Regions from separate parts of the Homo sapiens genome. Here region 2 is linked to region 1. Evidence: chromatin loops called from intact Hi-C (ENCODE). Cell type or tissue: CD4-positive, alpha-beta T cell. All regions are shown on one strand.

Region 1 (8,000 bases):
CTCCAAAAAATAAAAATAAAAAAAATTAGCCGGGTGTGGTGGCAGGCACCTGTAATCCCATCTACTCGGAAGGCTGAGGCAGGAGAATTGCTTGAACCTGGGAGGTAGAGGTTGCAGTGAGCCGAGATTGTGCCACTGCACTCCAGCCTATGTGACAAGAGTGAAACTCCACCTCAAAAAAAAAAAAAAGGAAATAAAGAAAAGGTTCTTGGGCTGGGCGCCATGGCTCACACCTGTAATCCCAGCACTTTGGGAGGCCAAGGCACACAGATCGCTTGAGCTCAGGAGCTTGAGACCAGCCTGGGCAACATAGGGAAACCCTGTCTCCACAAAAAATACAAAAACTAGCTGAATGTGATGGCACATGTACCTGTAGTCCCAGCTACCTGGGAGGCTGAGGTAGGAGGATCACTTGAACCCAGGAGTTTGAGGTTGCAGTGAGCTGAGATTAAGCCACTGCACTCCAACCTGGGTGACAGAGTGAGACTGGGTTCCCCCTCAGAGAAAGAAAGAAAAGGTTCTTACCACAAAGCAAATTACGCTCTAGTTGGGAAGACCAATCTTTCCAGAAACACAATACATTAAGTATTATAAAGAATAGGAAAAAAGAACCAATCAAAGCAGGGAAGATAATTAAGGGAATACGTACAAATCTGCTGGTTCCACAAAGGAACACATTATTCAGTTAACAAACATGTATTCAGCAATTGCTAGGGACCAGGATCAACACTAGGTGCTGGGAATACAAAGATTAAGATAGCTCCTGCCGGCCGAGCACGATGGCTCATGGCTGTAATCCCAGCACTTTGGGAGGCTGAGGCGGGCGGATCACCTGAGGTCAGGAGTTCGAGACCAGTCTGGACAACATGGTGAAACCCTGTCTCCACTAAAAATAAAAAAATTGGCTGGGCGTGGTGGTGTGCACCTGTAATCTCAGCTACGTGGGAGGCTGAGGTGGGAGAATCACTTGAACCCGGGAGGCGGAGGTTACAGTAAGCTGAGATCGCGCCACTGCACCCAGCCTAGGCAACAGAGTGAGACTCTGTCTCAAGGAAAAAAAAAAAAAAAAAAAGATAGTTCCTGCCTTCCAGATGTACAAGTTCAACAATGAGGCAGTACTACAGACAACAATACGGTATCATCAGTGTTATAGTAGCATGTGGACACATGACTGATAAGGACTAGGTGTTAGAGATGCAAAGCAAAGATAGCAATTGCAGTTACATAGCGAGAACTGCATATCCCATAACACTACTCAAGACATGCAAACAAATATAAGCAAAGTCTTGTTCAGAGCCATGGGAAAAACCAGGTAACCTGATGAAGCTAGTTCTCTTTTTTTTTTTTTGAGACAGAGTCTCGCTCTGTCGCCCAGGCTGGAGTACAGTGGCGCAATCTCAGCTCACTGCAAGCTCCGCCTCCTGGGTTCATGCCATTCTCCTGCCTCAGCCTCCGAAGTAGCTGGGACTACAGGGGCCCACAACCACACCCAGTTAATTTTTTGTATTTTCAGTAGAGACAGGGTTTCACGGTGTTAGCCAGGATGGTCTTGATCTCCTGACCTCATGATCCGTCCACGTCGGCCTCCCAAAGTGCTGGGATTACAGGCGTGAGCCAAGGTGCCTGGCCTAAGCTAGTTCTCTTTTATTTGAAACTCACTCTAACACTGACAGTAGCATTAGCACATTCACTTCACGTCGTAAATGAAACTGAGGGTCTAAAAGGAATATACTGGAGTCCCCGTGCAGTGACTCACGCCTGTAATCCCAGCACTTTGGGACGCTGAGGCGGGTGGATTACTTGAGCTCAGGAGTTTGAGACCGGCCTGGGCAACATGGTGAAACCCCATCTCTACAAAAAATACAAAAATCAGTGGGCATGGTGGTGGACTCCTGTAGTCCCAGCTACCTGCGAGGCTGAGGAGGAAGGATCGCTTGAGTTCGGGAGGTCAAGGCTGCAGTGAGCAGCATTCCCGCCACTACACTCCAGCTTGGGCAAAAAAAGTGACACCCTTTCTCAAAAATAAATAAATAAATAAGAAATAAAAGAACTATACTAGAGTCATCATGTCTGTAACAGAGTCCTAGTTCCCAGATCCAAATCCCACTGTTCCCTCTGTACATCTTAAACTGACAAGGAAACAGAGGACAGAGGACCTACTGCTCAAGAACACAAAGATAAATATAGGACACTTACACCATCCAGTCCATCATGGCTATTGGTGAGAAGAATGGGGTCAGGGACTGGGAGATTCATGTCAGAGTGGATCTGAGTTAGGTCATGGATGTTTAAGATTGGTTCCTGAAAGACACCCACCCCAAAACATTAATCTTTTCAAGCTGAACAAAGAAGTATTTGATTTGAAGAGCAAGAAATGAAAGTGCTTTTACAGTTTAAAAAAATAAAAAGAAGAAGAATCAACAGTTTATCCCAGTTGACAGTAATACCAGGGCCAAAAAAATTGGGGAATTTGAGGAAAGAATAGGGTCTCTCACCTTCAGAAAACTATCAAGTTCTAATAACTTCTTTGGGAAAAAATTTGCCACCAAGTCTTCTGCCTAAGGAAGAGGGAAAATACAGCTGAATTAATATCTGTGGGAAGGTCTCTCTCTCTCTCTCTCTCTCTCTCTCTCTCCAGGTATCTCCTCTTTGGGAAATTCTCAACCAACAACCATTTTTCTATTTATTTCACTCACCTCACTTGTGATCCGCTCCCTGAAAGAATCAACCTAAAATTAACAAAGAGAGCAATTCAGTACCTGGGGACAGAGGTAAGAGCAGGATGGAGAATCCCAATCCAACTGTCTTTCCCTCACCTTGTAACTGTAATAAGAAGCTGAGAGGCCCCCAGACTGCAAATACTTTATTTTTTTGAGGATCCATTTTTCCATCTCAGAAGAACGCAGGGCTTTGAGGACAGCACCTGCCTGTCTCCTCTGTCCTCCCCCTTCCCTCCCTTCCTCCTGTGTCTGAAGCTGTCTGAATTTGATAAGCAGACAAAAGACAGGTAGTTAGGGAAGATGTGAGCTCACAAACGTGCCAACCCCCACCCAGACCTAGTCTATGATACTAGGCAGGCCAGCCGCCAAGGGCAGGGGCAGTGTCCAGGGACGTTGTTGGGCTGGGGGATTACCAGCTGTCACGGGCCTAAAGCCCTGAGTCCAACACGTGTCCGCGGAGGTGTCCCCGGGACTCTCCATCATCAGACGCGGTACAGAAAGCCATCCTATATTTTCCTCTCCCGCGAAGCCGACCCCGGGAGTTGGGGGCTGGGCTGAGCCGAGCGGAAGCTCAGAGCTGGTATCCCCAGGGAGACAAAGACGCCATGGGGAGTAGGAAGCCGGTCAGACTGCTGGGGGATCAAAGCGAGGGGCAAAAAGGCCGGACCGGTGCCGCTACCTTGAGCTTCACTTCCTGATCCACCTTCAGCAACGAGGCCATGGCCGGGCCGGGCCGTGTCCGATCCTCTGGACACCGGAGGCGCTGTGGACTCCAGGGAGGGGGCCGGAGGGACCTGAGAAATCTCGGCTGACCTCGGGACCCGACCGCCCTTGCTGGCTTACTCACTGCTCGCTCGCTCCCTCCCTCTGTGCCGTCCGCCCGCCCGCCGGCAGCCTGCTGCCTGCTTGCTCTCTCGCTCGCCCTCCCGGCTTTCGCCGCTCACGCCGGAAACTGCGTCACAGCCAATCGCCGAGACTCCTGCGAGGCTGTGCACGTGCGCTGCGCAGCCGCGATGAGGCATGGCTTTGGACGCTCCCAGCGGGGTTCACACTGCCGGGGTCAAGTGTCGGGTAGGGGTAAAGTAAAAAGGAGAGCTGTGGGGAATGGTGCGCTGAGAACTGAGCCTCCGAGAGACTCGGAAACGGTGCGGCCCTCTCTGTTGTCCCGGAACTCGCCTTCACCGAAGGGACCTTCTCAGCCGCTGCACTCCCGGGGACAACGCCGTCGCGCCCCAGTGACGTAGGCTCGGGGAAGTCGGGGACCCGGGTACTGGGTTCGGGGGTGTAGTCCCTGATTCCCGCTGCCTCTGCCCGTTTGCCGAGGCTCAAGTGTTTAGGCTAGAGCGAAAAAGACAAGCGCCGTTGTACCAAGCTTTCCTGGTACATTTCCCTGCCAACTGATTCTCGTAAGCTTCCAGACCTCAAAGATCAACTACCTAATTGGCAAATTGATCCCCAGAGTAGGGTAGGGCTTGTCCAAGGCGTTTCCAGTACATCCTGAGCCAGAACCCAGATCTCCTAACTTCTACGGCAGTGCTGTATCTATTTGCCTAGTGGAAGCATGAGACTATACCTCTTCATGCACCCATTCATTCGATCTCTCTCTCTCGACATTGGATATATCATTCAATAAAATGGGGCAGGGCACTGTGTCAGATTCTAGAAATATGTGAGTCACATATGTAGGTTGAAATCTTCTAGTAGCCACAATTAAAAAGTAAAACAAGTGAAAATTTTAGTCATACATTTAACCCAGTTTATACAAGTATTTCAACATGTAATCAACATTTAAAAATCGAGATCTTATGCATTCTTTTCTCATACCAAGTCTTCAAAATCCAGTGCGTATTTTACACTTAACTGCACATCTCAATAAGGCAACACCACATTTGTAGTACAGTGCTCAGTAGCCACATGTGGCTGCTGGCTTCTGTATTGAAGAGCACAGCTCTGGGAAATCAAAGGCAAACAAGATTCAAGGTCGCTGGTCCCATGGGGCATAATATTGGAAAAACACCAGAAAGTAAACTGACAAGGTAACTGCAAAATTTGATAAATGTTAGGGAAAAAGTGGATGACATAGAAAATACGAGAGATCTATTTTAGATCGAATGGCCAAGGAAGGCCTCTGAACAGGCAAGCTGTGATCTAAAGGATATAAAGAGGTTAGCATGGAAAGAGTGAGAAGAGCCTTGAGAGGTATAAGGGCAGCTCAGGCAAATGCTCTAGGGAAGGAAAGAGATTGTCTTGAAGACAAAGACTAGTGAGCTGAGGGTGAGGAGGGTTGTTAGTAAACAATCTAGATTAAGTGCAAAAGGAGGTCATCAGATTTGTATTTTGGGGTCGCTCTTGCTGTTGAACATTTATCCTAGGCTGGCCTCTCTACTAAGTGCTAGGAAAATGAGGGGAATACACAATTAAATGGAGTAAAGCACAGAAGACTGACTATGGCCTTTGGGATCAGAGACCTGGGCTTCAAATCCCACCTCAGCTCCTTACTAACTGGAATCTTGGGCAAATTATTGAAATGCTGAGTCTCGATTCCCTCATCTGTAAGATGGAATTTTAATAATTAGTAATAAATAATAGTATGTAATTTTGTAGTGTTGTGAATATTAGAAATAATATATGTAAAACAATTAGCACAGTGCTTAGACACAAAATAAATAGTAGCCACTGTCAGGTAAGTAAGTGATCTGTTAATGCTTAGCATGAAGAGGTTACTCCTTAAATTACAGTAATTATTTCCATTCCTGCTTTCAAGCTCAAAGTCCTTTTCAGCTTATAGAAGGCCACATATAACATCATGCTCTATCAGTTTTCCCCCTTTTACATGTTTTCTGTTAACACATTTCCCTGGGAACTTTTGAGATCCGATTTGAAACTTCAGGAATTATTTCCCACATTTACTCCATTCTATTTTAAGTATGCCACTATTCTTATTCCAGTCAGAATTTATAACATCAACTGGAAAAGCTAATATGTTTGTGCCTGTTAAAATATGCTTTGTTCTCAAATAATTATGTTTTGTCTCCTTCAAGTAGGTTATAAGACAGATACACATTCTCTTTATTTCCCTTCCTCCTCCCCATCCAAGTGTTTAATATAATACTCCATTCATTTGTTTATTCAGTGAACAACTGGAGAGTACCACTACACTTAACAATAACTATTCATTTCTGGGTGCTTACAAGTCACATGTGATCACTGATGACTGGTCTAATTTTAAATTCATGTCCCAAAATCTCAAATGAGTGCACAACACTGCCTGAGCTCCTACTACATGCTCCTGACAAGTTTGCTCTCCCACCCTCCCAATGACTATCATACTTTCTCATCTCCCTGAACCTCCAGTATTCCTTCTCTCCCACCTCCAACTTATGGCCTGGGCTCATTCTTTATTGAGAAAACAGAAGCAGATGAGAACTACCTCATCATCTCACCACCAAATCTGCCAATCTGCAAAATACTTTCTGCCTTTCCTCTTTCATTGAAGGAAACAAACCTGTTCCTATCTCTTCCTTTTGTGCTTTGGATTCCATCCCCTTTGACTTTCTCAATCCCATGTCTGTGCCCATGATTAGCCCCTCTTTTTCCTACATCACATCCTCTGCTGGGTCATTTCCAGACATAACCAATATCCCCTATCTTGAGAAAACTCCCCCCCGAATCCAGATTCCTCTGTAGCTGTTACTCCCTTTCTGTGCTCTCCTTCCTGGCAAGACTTCTTGAATTATTTATTGTCTCTTACTCTACTTCCTCATGCCCCATTTACTCCAATCCACTCTAATCAGACTTCTCAACCCCACTTTCTCACTGATATAATTTTTGTTAGGTTACCAATGACTACCATGTTGACACCAGTGGTCACCTCTCATCTTATTTGAATCTCTCAGTAGTACTCAATATATTAGCCACTCCCCTTCTTAAAATACACACAGCAACCTGTTCTGATCTTTCTCCAGCCTCAACAGTGATTCCCCATTTCCTTTGCTGGCTCTTCCTCCTCTGCTCCACTTCTTAATGGTGGCATGCTTCAGGAGACTTAGGTCCTTTATTCTCTGCTTACACTTTCTCCCTAAGAGGATCTATGCATGTTCGGCCAGGCGCGGTGGCTCACGCCTGTAATCCCAGCACTTTGGGAGGCCGAGGCGGGTGGATCACGAGGTCAGGAGATAGAGACCATCCTGGCTAACACGGTGAAACCCCGTCTCTACCAAAAATACAAAAAATTAGCCGGGCGTGGTGGCGGGCGCCTGTAGTCCCAGCTACTCAGGAGGCTGAGGCAGGAGAATGGCGTGAACCTGGGAGGCAGAGCTTGCAGTGAGCTGAGATCGCGCCACTGCACTCCAGCCTGGGCGACAGAGCGAGACTCCGTCTCAAAAAAAAAAAAAAAAAAAAGAGGATCTATGCATGTTCATAGCTTTAAGTATCATCTGTATTCGGCCAGACACGCACGGGGGCTAATGCCTGTAATCCCAGCACTTTGAGAGGCCAAGGCAGGCAGATCACCTGAGGTTGGGAGTTCGAGACTAGCCTGAACATGGAGAAACCCCGTCTCTACTAAAAATACAAAATTAGCTGGGCGTGGTGGTACATGCCTGTAATCCCAGCTACTCGGGAGGCTGAGGCAGGAGAATCACTTGAACTGGGGAGGTGGAGGTTGCGGTGAGCCGAGATCGCGCCATTGCACTCCAGCCTGGGCAACAAGAGCGAAACTCCATCTCAAAAAAAAAAAAAAAAAAAAAAATCTGTATGCTGATTTGAGGGCCCCAGATTCGTATCTCCCATCTGACATCTTCACTGAGTTCTAACCATCTATTTGATGTTTCTACTTGGAAACCTAATGAGCATATCAAACTTAACATGGCCAAACCAGAATTCTTGATTCTCCCACACACCTGTTATTTTCCTATTCTTCTCCATCTCAGTAATTGACATAACTGTCCACCTAGTTGTTCAAACCAAAAACCTAACAGTCAACCTTGATTCCTCTCTTTTCCTCGTCTCTCCACATTCAACCCATCAGCAGGTCCTGTCAGCTTTCCCTGTATAATGCATCCTGTATGAGTGTGCTTTCCTCCATCTCTTGTTACCCTGGCCAAAGCCACTGTCATCCTTTGCTAGGACTATTACAATAGGCTCCTATCTGGTCTCTCCATTTCCACTCTTGCCACCCCCCACCAACTGTCACATTCTGTTCTTCACTCAGCACCAAAATTTATCATTGATTGATTGACTGACTGAGACAGGGTCTTGCTATGTTGTCCAAGTTGGTCT
Region 2 (8,000 bases), 260 kb after region 1:
GCTCTGTTGCCCAGGCTGGAGTGCAGTGGTGTGATCTTGGCTTTCTGCAACGTCTGCCTTCCAGGTTGAAGAGGTTCTCCTGCCTCAGCCTCCTTAGTAGTGGGATTACAGGTGCCCGCTACTATGCCCGGCTAATTTTTCTTTTGGTATTTTTAGTAGAAATGGGGTTTCACCATGTTGGCCAGGCTGGTCTCAAACTCCTGACCTCAAGTGAGCTGACTGCCTTGGCCTCCCAGAGTGCTGGGATTAGTCGTCATCTTTTGTTAAACCAGGATTTGATTTTTTTCTTTTCTTTTCTTTTCTTTTTTTTTTTTTTGAGACAGAGTCTCTCTCTGTTGCCCAGGCTGGAGTGCAGTGGCACAATCTCGGCTCACTGCAGCCTCCGCCTGCCGGGTCAAGCGATTCTCCTACCTCAGCCTCCTCAGTAGCTGAGATTACAGGCATGCACCACCATGCCCGGCTAATTTTTTTGTGTTTTTAGTAGAGATGGGGTTTCACCGTGCTGGCCAGGCTGGTCTAGAACTCCTGACTGCAAATGATCAGCCCGCCTCAGCCACCCAAAGTGTTGGGATTACAGGTGTGAGCCACTGTGCCCAGCGTGATTTTTTTTTTTTTTTAAAGCAAACTTGTCCTTTGGTTTTGCAGAACAGGCCTGCTCCCTCTCATCTAGCCCATCATTTCTTGGGGCCTGAACCCCAGTGGTCCAAAGTATTGCTTGTGAAATTTAAAAAATGTGAATATGATGTGGGGATGGGCCTCTTCTACATTACCTTGGCCCAGGGGGATCAGCTGGCTGGGAGGATTAGTGAGCACCTCTGTATTTTGAGGTCTGAGTCTTCTGGAGCTGTGTAGTTAATCTTCGGTTTCTGATAACCCCTGGGTCCATCTGGCCATCAGCCTCAGCAGTGAGCAAAGCAATACCATACTCATTTCTATGTTCCTGTTCCTTCCTCTGCTCCTCCTTTGGAGAAGCAATAATTCATGGGGGATGATACAGTAGCACTTTACAAATGGCTCCATGTCATTCATCCCAGGGGCCATAATCTCTTGCACCACCTATTCTTACTTCCTGTTCAGCTCCTTTACAGCTTTTATTTTCAACTGCTTCCCAACTTGGTGGGGCCTCCTTTAAGGATGAGCCAATAGTAAGAATGTGGCTGTAATCAGCAGAGACCCCTCTGAGGGGTATCTGTTCTGCAGCCCCTAGTGAAATCATGTGATGTGAGACAGAAACCTAAACATGGTACTTGATTCTAAACCTGTGCCAGTCTATAGCCTCTGCCTCCCCAAGCAGAGCTCAAGCCAAACGCTTCTGTCCTCTTTCCTTCTGCATTAACCCTTTGCTGATCCTCAGGGGCCACTCCCCCAACACCCCTGTACTTGGGTGAGGGATGTTGGACAGAGCCTGTTTTCATGTACTGCAGGTGGGGGTGTGCTGACATGTTTGCTCTTGGTTGATGGAGAAGGTACAGAGGCCAGGGAGTGAAAATGGTTGACAGAAGAGGGAAGAGTTAGGTGTCTCATAGTCACTCATAGTGGGGTGGTCAGGGGTAATGGCATCTCCCCACTTTAGGCTTCTCAAACAGACTTTTGACACCTCTCAAGTTCAGAGCTCTGATGTGGAAAGACAGGAGGTGTGGGGAAGGAGGGGGATTTCGTGTGTTTGCATGAGTGTGCGCTTCAGGCCTTGGGAGTTGGCAAGAGGGAGGGAAGGAAGGAGAGCAAAATCTTCGGAAGGTGTTTCTTGTACCTGAGGGATCCTGCCCTGAATCTCCATAGTCTCCACTGTGAACTGAGGAGGGGAGGGGTGTGCTGGGGAATAAATCTTGTATGAGAACAATCTTTAAGAGACTGATGCTGAATGGTGTCCTACCCTTGATAGGTCTTCTCTTGTAAATCTGAGTTCTGATTAATTTGAAGTGATAGCCTTAAAAGAGGAAGCCCAGGTATGAGGGACCCACCAGCCCACCCCTATTTTTACTTCGTGATGGCCAGAACATCACCATAGTATGAGGCTACTTTCCTTCTTGTGAGAGCCCCACCATCAGTATAACTGGCACTCTTGGCTAGTATTTAGCCTGTATTTCCTTCATTTCTAATTTCTTTTTTTTTCCTGAGACGGAGTCTTGGTCTGTCGCCCAGGCTGGAGTGCAGTGGTGCGATCTCTCACTGCAAGCTCCGCCTCCCGGGTTCACGCCATTCTCCTGCCTCAGCCTCCTGAGTAGCTTGGACTACAGGCGCCCACCAGCACGCCTGGCTAATTTTTTGTATTTTTAGTAGAGATGGGGTTTCACAGTGTTAGCCAGGATGGTCTCGATCTCCTGACCTCGTGATCCGCCCGCCCTGGCCTCCCAAAGTGCTGGGATTGCAGGCGTGAGCCACCGCGCTCGGCCCTTTCATTTCTAATTCTTAATATTGTCTCCTAAACGTGCAGAGACAAGCACACGTTTTAAAGGCTAAGGAGGTTGTAGGTAGCAGAAGGCTTTAAAAAGTAGCACCTTACTCCTTCACTGGATGGTCTGAGCTGCAGGGACAGCTGCTCTTTGGCCTTCAGCTCACCTCAGAAACTAGAAATATTTATTTCAGGCTCTGTCCCATTGGCCACTGTGGTCAGGGGTGGAAAGCACCTGCCAGGTGTTGCCCTGAGATTGTCTGGGCTAACAAACTTTTCCACAAGCTTTGTGGTTGAACAGTAGCCCCCTCCTAACCCTATCGTTCCTTGGCGTCCAAACTACAGTAGGTGTCGAGTGCCCCCTGGGTGCGAAGCTCGGTATTAGGCAAATAAGGGTGGTTGCTCTCCAAGGCGCTTAGCTGTCCCCCCTTCCCACTTTTTTTTTTTTTGTTCGAGACTGCGTCTCGCTCTGTCGCCAGGATGGGGTGCAGTGGCGCGCTCATAGTGGCTCACTGCAGCCTCGATGTCCGGGGCTCTGGTGACCCTCCCACCTCAGCCTCCAGAGTAGCTGGGACCACAGAAGCGCGCCACCACTCTTAATTTTTTGTACTTTATTTGCAGAGATGGGGTTTCATATTGCCCAGACTGGTTTCGAATTCCTGGGCTCAAACGATCCGCCCGCCTCAGCCTCCCAAAGTGATAGAATTGCAGGGGTGACATGCCACTGCGCCCGACCAAGGCGCTTAGCTTTCTATTAAGTTTTCACAACCACTTTCCTACCACTATCTACTGTTCCTATTTTACAAATGACAAAACTAACCGACAAAAGAGCACTGGACCGTGGGACCAGAGCACGTCCCTGTGGGGTAACCTTGAGCTGGTCGCTTGCCCAGGGCGGCAGCGGATGTCTGAAGCGTCTTCCAATCCCAACATTAGACTTAATTCAAGGTCACCAGTGCTCAGCTGCGGCTGGAACTGGGTCTCGAAACTTGAAGGCCTTCTCTGCTACAGCCTTCGTTCCCGGGAGCAGAAAGAGGAAGTTTCTTAGCCGTGGGCACGCCGGCGCCTTCGCAGAGGCCCATGGCTTGAGGTCCGGCCCGAATGCGCAAGTTCCGACCTGAAATGAACTATGGAGTCCGGGAGGGGTCGCTTTGCTCCTCCGGAAGGCTTCCCCTTCAGCCAATCACCGTTCGAGGCCCGCCCCCGTCGCCGGAAGGAGCCGTCGCCCCGAGCAACTACAACGTCCGGCTTTCTGAGTTGGGTGGCGGGAAAGGCGATGAGTAAAGGCCGGGCAGAAGCTGCGGCGGGAGGTAACGGCGCCGTGGGCGCGGGGAAGACCCGGGAGGGCAGTGGGTGAGGAGGTCGGTTGAGTGGCCCCCTCCCCTGCCTTTCTCTCCGTAGCCGCCGGGATCCTCCTGAGGTACCTGCAGGAGCAGAACCGGCCCTACAGCTCCCAGGATGTGTTCGGGAACCTACAGCGGGAACACGGACTGGGCAAGGCGGTGAGGACCTTCTCCCGGGATTCCCTCTCCGTCGGACTCCCTGGATTCAGGCTGGGGTCGTGCCCTTTGGAGCCTTGGGCGTTTTCCACATCACTGGCTGGATTTCCCCAGACCCAGGCTCAGACTCCTCTGATTGCTCCTTCTCTCTCCTCTGCCAGGTGGTGGTGAAGACGCTGGAGCAGCTGGCGCAACAAGGCAAGATCAAAGAGAAGATGTACGGCAAGCAGAAGATCTATTTTGCGGATCAGGTGAGGAGAACTTGCGCCGATTGTCACCCATGAGAGCCCGACAACGGGTGAATCTACTCCTGGTGTGAACTCTTTGGGGACAAGGCCCCCCATGGAAAACTCACCTGTCTTAGGCCACCATCCTTAAATCAAGGTGTGTACTCCTCTTGTTAGGATCCCAACTTCACGAGGTTTCCAGATTTACAATATGATGGATGACAGAAGATTCTGTATTGTTGCTACCAAGATCCATTTCCGCTCCAAAGCTCTTATTCCTTATCATCTACATTAGCAACACCCTCTGCCAAATGATGTTCCTCCTGCCTCCATCCGATTCTCTAAACACACATATCAAATTTATATTCTCCAGCCCAGACCTCCAGCTGGAATCTGTCAGGCATTAATATCAGAGTCAAAATTGCCACAGTAGAATGCCTCATCTTCCCCCCACCCCGGACTGGTTTCTTTCTAACATTCTCCTCCCCTAATGGAATTACTCTTCACCCAAACCAGAAATTGGGAGCAATTCTTGACTTCCTTTACTAGTCAACCATCAAGTCCAGCTGATTTTTCCGTTTTTATTTATTTTTTTAATTTTTATAGAGATGGGTCTTACTGTGCTGCCCAGGTTGGTCCCAACTCCTGGGCTCAAGTGATCCTCCTGTCTTGGCCTCCCAAAGTGCTGGGAGGACAGGCGTGAACCACAGAGCCTGGCTAATTTTTCCATTCTTGAATCCACTCTCCTTTCCATCTGCCATGGTTGCTCTAGTTCACGCCCTCTTTATTTGTTGCAGTATCCTCCTAACAGATCTTGGCTCTTCAAACATATCTTAAACTCTTAAACATTGCAGTCAGAATGATCTGTCTAAATAGATCTGGTCATGCACCTTCCCTATTTAAAACTCTTCAATGGCTCTCTAGTGCTGCAAAAAACATGTAAAAGGCACCGGAAGACGCCCCAGCCAGCCTCTGGCCTCACCAATCCTCATTATTTTTCTATCCACGAACACTAGATAATTCTGGTGTGTTTTACTGCTCTGTCCTTTGCATGTTGTCTTCCCTGTACCTGCTTCTCTTCCTGGCCAGCTCTTTCTTTCCTTGAGGATTTCACTTAGACATCACCTTTTCCAGAAATCTTCCTTGAATGCTCCGAGCTAATTGTTTCTTTTTCAGGCCCTTATCTCTTTTTGTTATTGTTGTTGTTGTTGTTGTTGAGACGGAGTCTCGCTCTGTCACCCAGGCTGGAGTGCAGTGGCACAATCTCGGCTCACTATAAGCTCCACCTCCTGGGTTCACGCCATTCCCCCGCCTCAGCCTCCCAGAGTAGCTGGGACTACAGGCACCCGCCACGAAGCCTAATTTTTTTTTTTTTTTTTTTTTGGTATTTTTAGTAGAGATGGGGTTTCATCGTGTTAGCCAGGATGGTCTTGATCTCCTGACCTCGTGATCCACCCGCCTCGGCCTCCCAAAGTGCTGGGATTACAGGCATGAGCCACTGTGCCCAGCCTGGCCCTTACCTCTTTTGAGGCATGCTGTATTACAATTTTTACTTGTCTCCTTTATTCAACTGAAGTTCCTCTAGGGCAGACCCCATTTCTCAATTCATTTTTATCTGATCAGCACCTCCGCAGTATCTAACATCCAGCAGATATTACTCGTTAAACTGAACCAAACCACTTTTAAGGCTGACTTTCCTAAAACAGGCTGCATTGTGTTACTCATCTAAAGATAATTCTCTAAAGGAGGGTTTGGCAAACTTTTTCTGCAAATGGCCAGACAGTATTTTTAGGATTTGTGGGCCATATGTATCTCTTGTCATGGCTGGCTGTACAACTGCCACAACTACTCACCTCTGCCACTGTAGAACAGAAGCAGCTGTAGACTATGTAAATGAACGGGTGGGGCTGTTTCAATAAAATTTTGTTTTCAAAAACATGCATCTGGCAGGATTTGGCTTGCTGGCCATAGTTTGCTGGCCTCTGCCCTATAGGTTCACCTTGCCCAAGTGTAGAGTCCAGACTGCACTGGCTGGCATACTTTTTCAACCTGCTCCCCATCACCAACTGATGTGACCTCCCCCACCCCCACACTGATCCCCAGTGCAGTTCTTTTCTAGCAATGGCCCCTCATGAGAGAAGCTCCTCAGACTTACTGGAATCCCTTATCTACATGGATCCCAAGACCCAGCATAGTGGCTCATGCATGTAATCCCAGCACTTTGGGAGGCTGAGGCGGATGGATCACTTGAGCCCAGGAGTTTGAGACCAGCCTGGGCAACGTGGTGAAACCCCTTCTCTACTAAAAATACAAAAATTAGCTGCGCTTGGTGGTGCGCGCCTGTAATCCCAGCTACTTAGGAGGCTGAGGCATGAGAATCGCTTGAAGCCAGGAGGCGGAGGTTGCAGTCAGCCAAGATTGCACCACTGCACTCTGGCCTGGGTGACAGAGAAAGAAAGAGAGGAAAAGAGGGAAGGGAGGGAGAAAGAGAGAGAAAGAGAGAGGGAAAGGGAGGGGGAAGGAGGGAGGGAGGGAGGAAAAAGGAAGGAAGGAAGGAGGGAGAGAGGAAGGTGGAAAGAAGGATGGGAAGAAAGGACAGGAAGGAAGAAGAAAAGAAGTCCATCCATCCCATCCATCATGCTTCTTCACCTGTCCAGTTTCTATCTATTATGGAAACCCATGATCTAGGTTTCCCCACCGTGGGAACAATGTTACTTAACTGCTTCAGCCCAGGTAGTGGTTTTATCACTAAATGGGAAGATTTCTGTCCTAATCAGTATCCTGTCAACCTAGTAGCTTAAGGACAAGCATTAGATTTCAGCTTTTCTTTCCTACCTTTTTAGTGGGGCCGCTCCTTAACTGAAAACAATTTCTCAAAAGTACTCTCCCACTATTTCTGCAGACCCTCTGGAGACTTTGGGGTGTGGCTGGTTCCTGAGCATATCCAAATGGTGCCTTCCCAGGTGTGTGTTCCCATCTTTGTGCCTCACAACAGTTCACTTGTATTTTCCCTCTTTGTCTGGCAGGACCAGTTTGACATGGTGAGTGATGCTGACCTTCAAGTCCTAGATGGCAAAATCGTGGCCCTCACTGCTAAGGTGCAGAGCTTGCAGCAGAGCTGCCGCTACATGGAGGCTGGTAGGACTGGGTAGCCCCTCCAAAGTGCCCATAGGCTTAGGTTCATTCTAGAGGTCAGGAATTACTAAATGAATGGTTCAATGACTGCAGCATCTTGTTGCAGCTAAGACCCCTTTGCTGGGCTCCCTTAGGCATAAAAAGAAATGTAGGATAACTAACGGCTTTTGTGTACCAACAAATGGACAAGATACGCATTTGTTCTCCCTGCCACGATTATCAGTACACTGTCCCCACGTTTCCCTTTATTCCTGCTTCTTTAACTGGCTACGCCTAAGTAAGTGTTCAACCTCACACCCACGCCACTTGTAGATGGAGGAGGAAAGAAAATTAGAAGAATAAATAATCCTGTATGGCTTAGTTTCCATGTGAGATGATAGATCCAGAGCAAGGTGGAACACCTCAGGGAGCACCCACTGGGAAAGACAGAACTCCTTCCTCAGGGGTAGCAAGTGACCCCAGGCGGATGTGGTTTCAGAGCTCAAGGAATTATCTAGTGCCCTGACCACACCAGAGATGCAGAAAGAAATCCAGGAGTTAAAGAAGGAATGCGCTGGCTACAGAGAGAGATTGAAGAACATTAAAGCAGCTACCAATCATGTGACTCCAGAAGAGAAAGAGCAGGTGAGCTGGAAGGCTGTAGGACCGCTGTGCAGGTCCAGAGTGAACATCAGGGCTGAGCCCCAGAGGGCTGCTGTGGTTCTGAGGAGTTAGAGGAACTTGCTTTTTCCTTCTAGGTGTACAGAG

Evidence for each region. Hi-C counts contacts between places; a loop is a spot of excess contacts. Peaks named below come from ENCODE experiments on the same cell type or tissue, not always from the same donor. Only the 100,000 strongest peaks of a DNase experiment are listed, where the experiment ranks them.
Region 2: a loop joins it to region 1, with 4 times the contacts of the local background. A loop is called at or near these places in 24 of 110 quality-filtered maps.

What each region holds. Positions count from the first base shown.
Region 1 is chr17:42,829,073-42,837,072 of GRCh38, reverse strand. It overlaps PSME3 (proteasome activator subunit 3), which reads right to left and starts at 3,676. Exons shown (of 11, transcript NM_005789.4): 1 at 3,400-3,676; 2 at 2,697-2,729; 3 at 2,496-2,558; 4 at 2,197-2,301. The coding sequence starts at 3,441. RefSeq lists an enhancer at 3,859-4,028. In CD4-positive, alpha-beta T cell, no CTCF peak of the experiment used is centred here; DNase peaks (open chromatin) are centred at 3,682 and 3,942; H3K4me3 peaks cover 1,895 bases; H3K27ac peaks cover 1,774 bases.
Region 2 is chr17:42,573,355-42,581,354 of GRCh38, reverse strand. PSMC3IP (PSMC3 interacting protein) reads left to right here and starts at 3,626. Exons shown (of 8, transcript NM_016556.4): 1 at 3,626-3,702; 2 at 3,794-3,894; 3 at 4,053-4,142; 4 at 7,145-7,256; 5 at 7,732-7,877; 6 at 7,991-8,000. The coding sequence starts at 3,669. It overlaps RETREG3 (reticulophagy regulator family member 3), which reads left to right. Exons shown (of 9, transcript NM_178126.4): 9 at 1-1,840. RefSeq lists an enhancer at 3,275-3,364 and a silencer at 3,665-3,714. In CD4-positive, alpha-beta T cell, CTCF peaks have their summits at 2,580, 2,780 and 3,512; DNase peaks (open chromatin) are centred at 2,764 and 3,574; H3K4me3 peaks cover 1,883 bases; H3K27ac peaks cover 1,247 bases.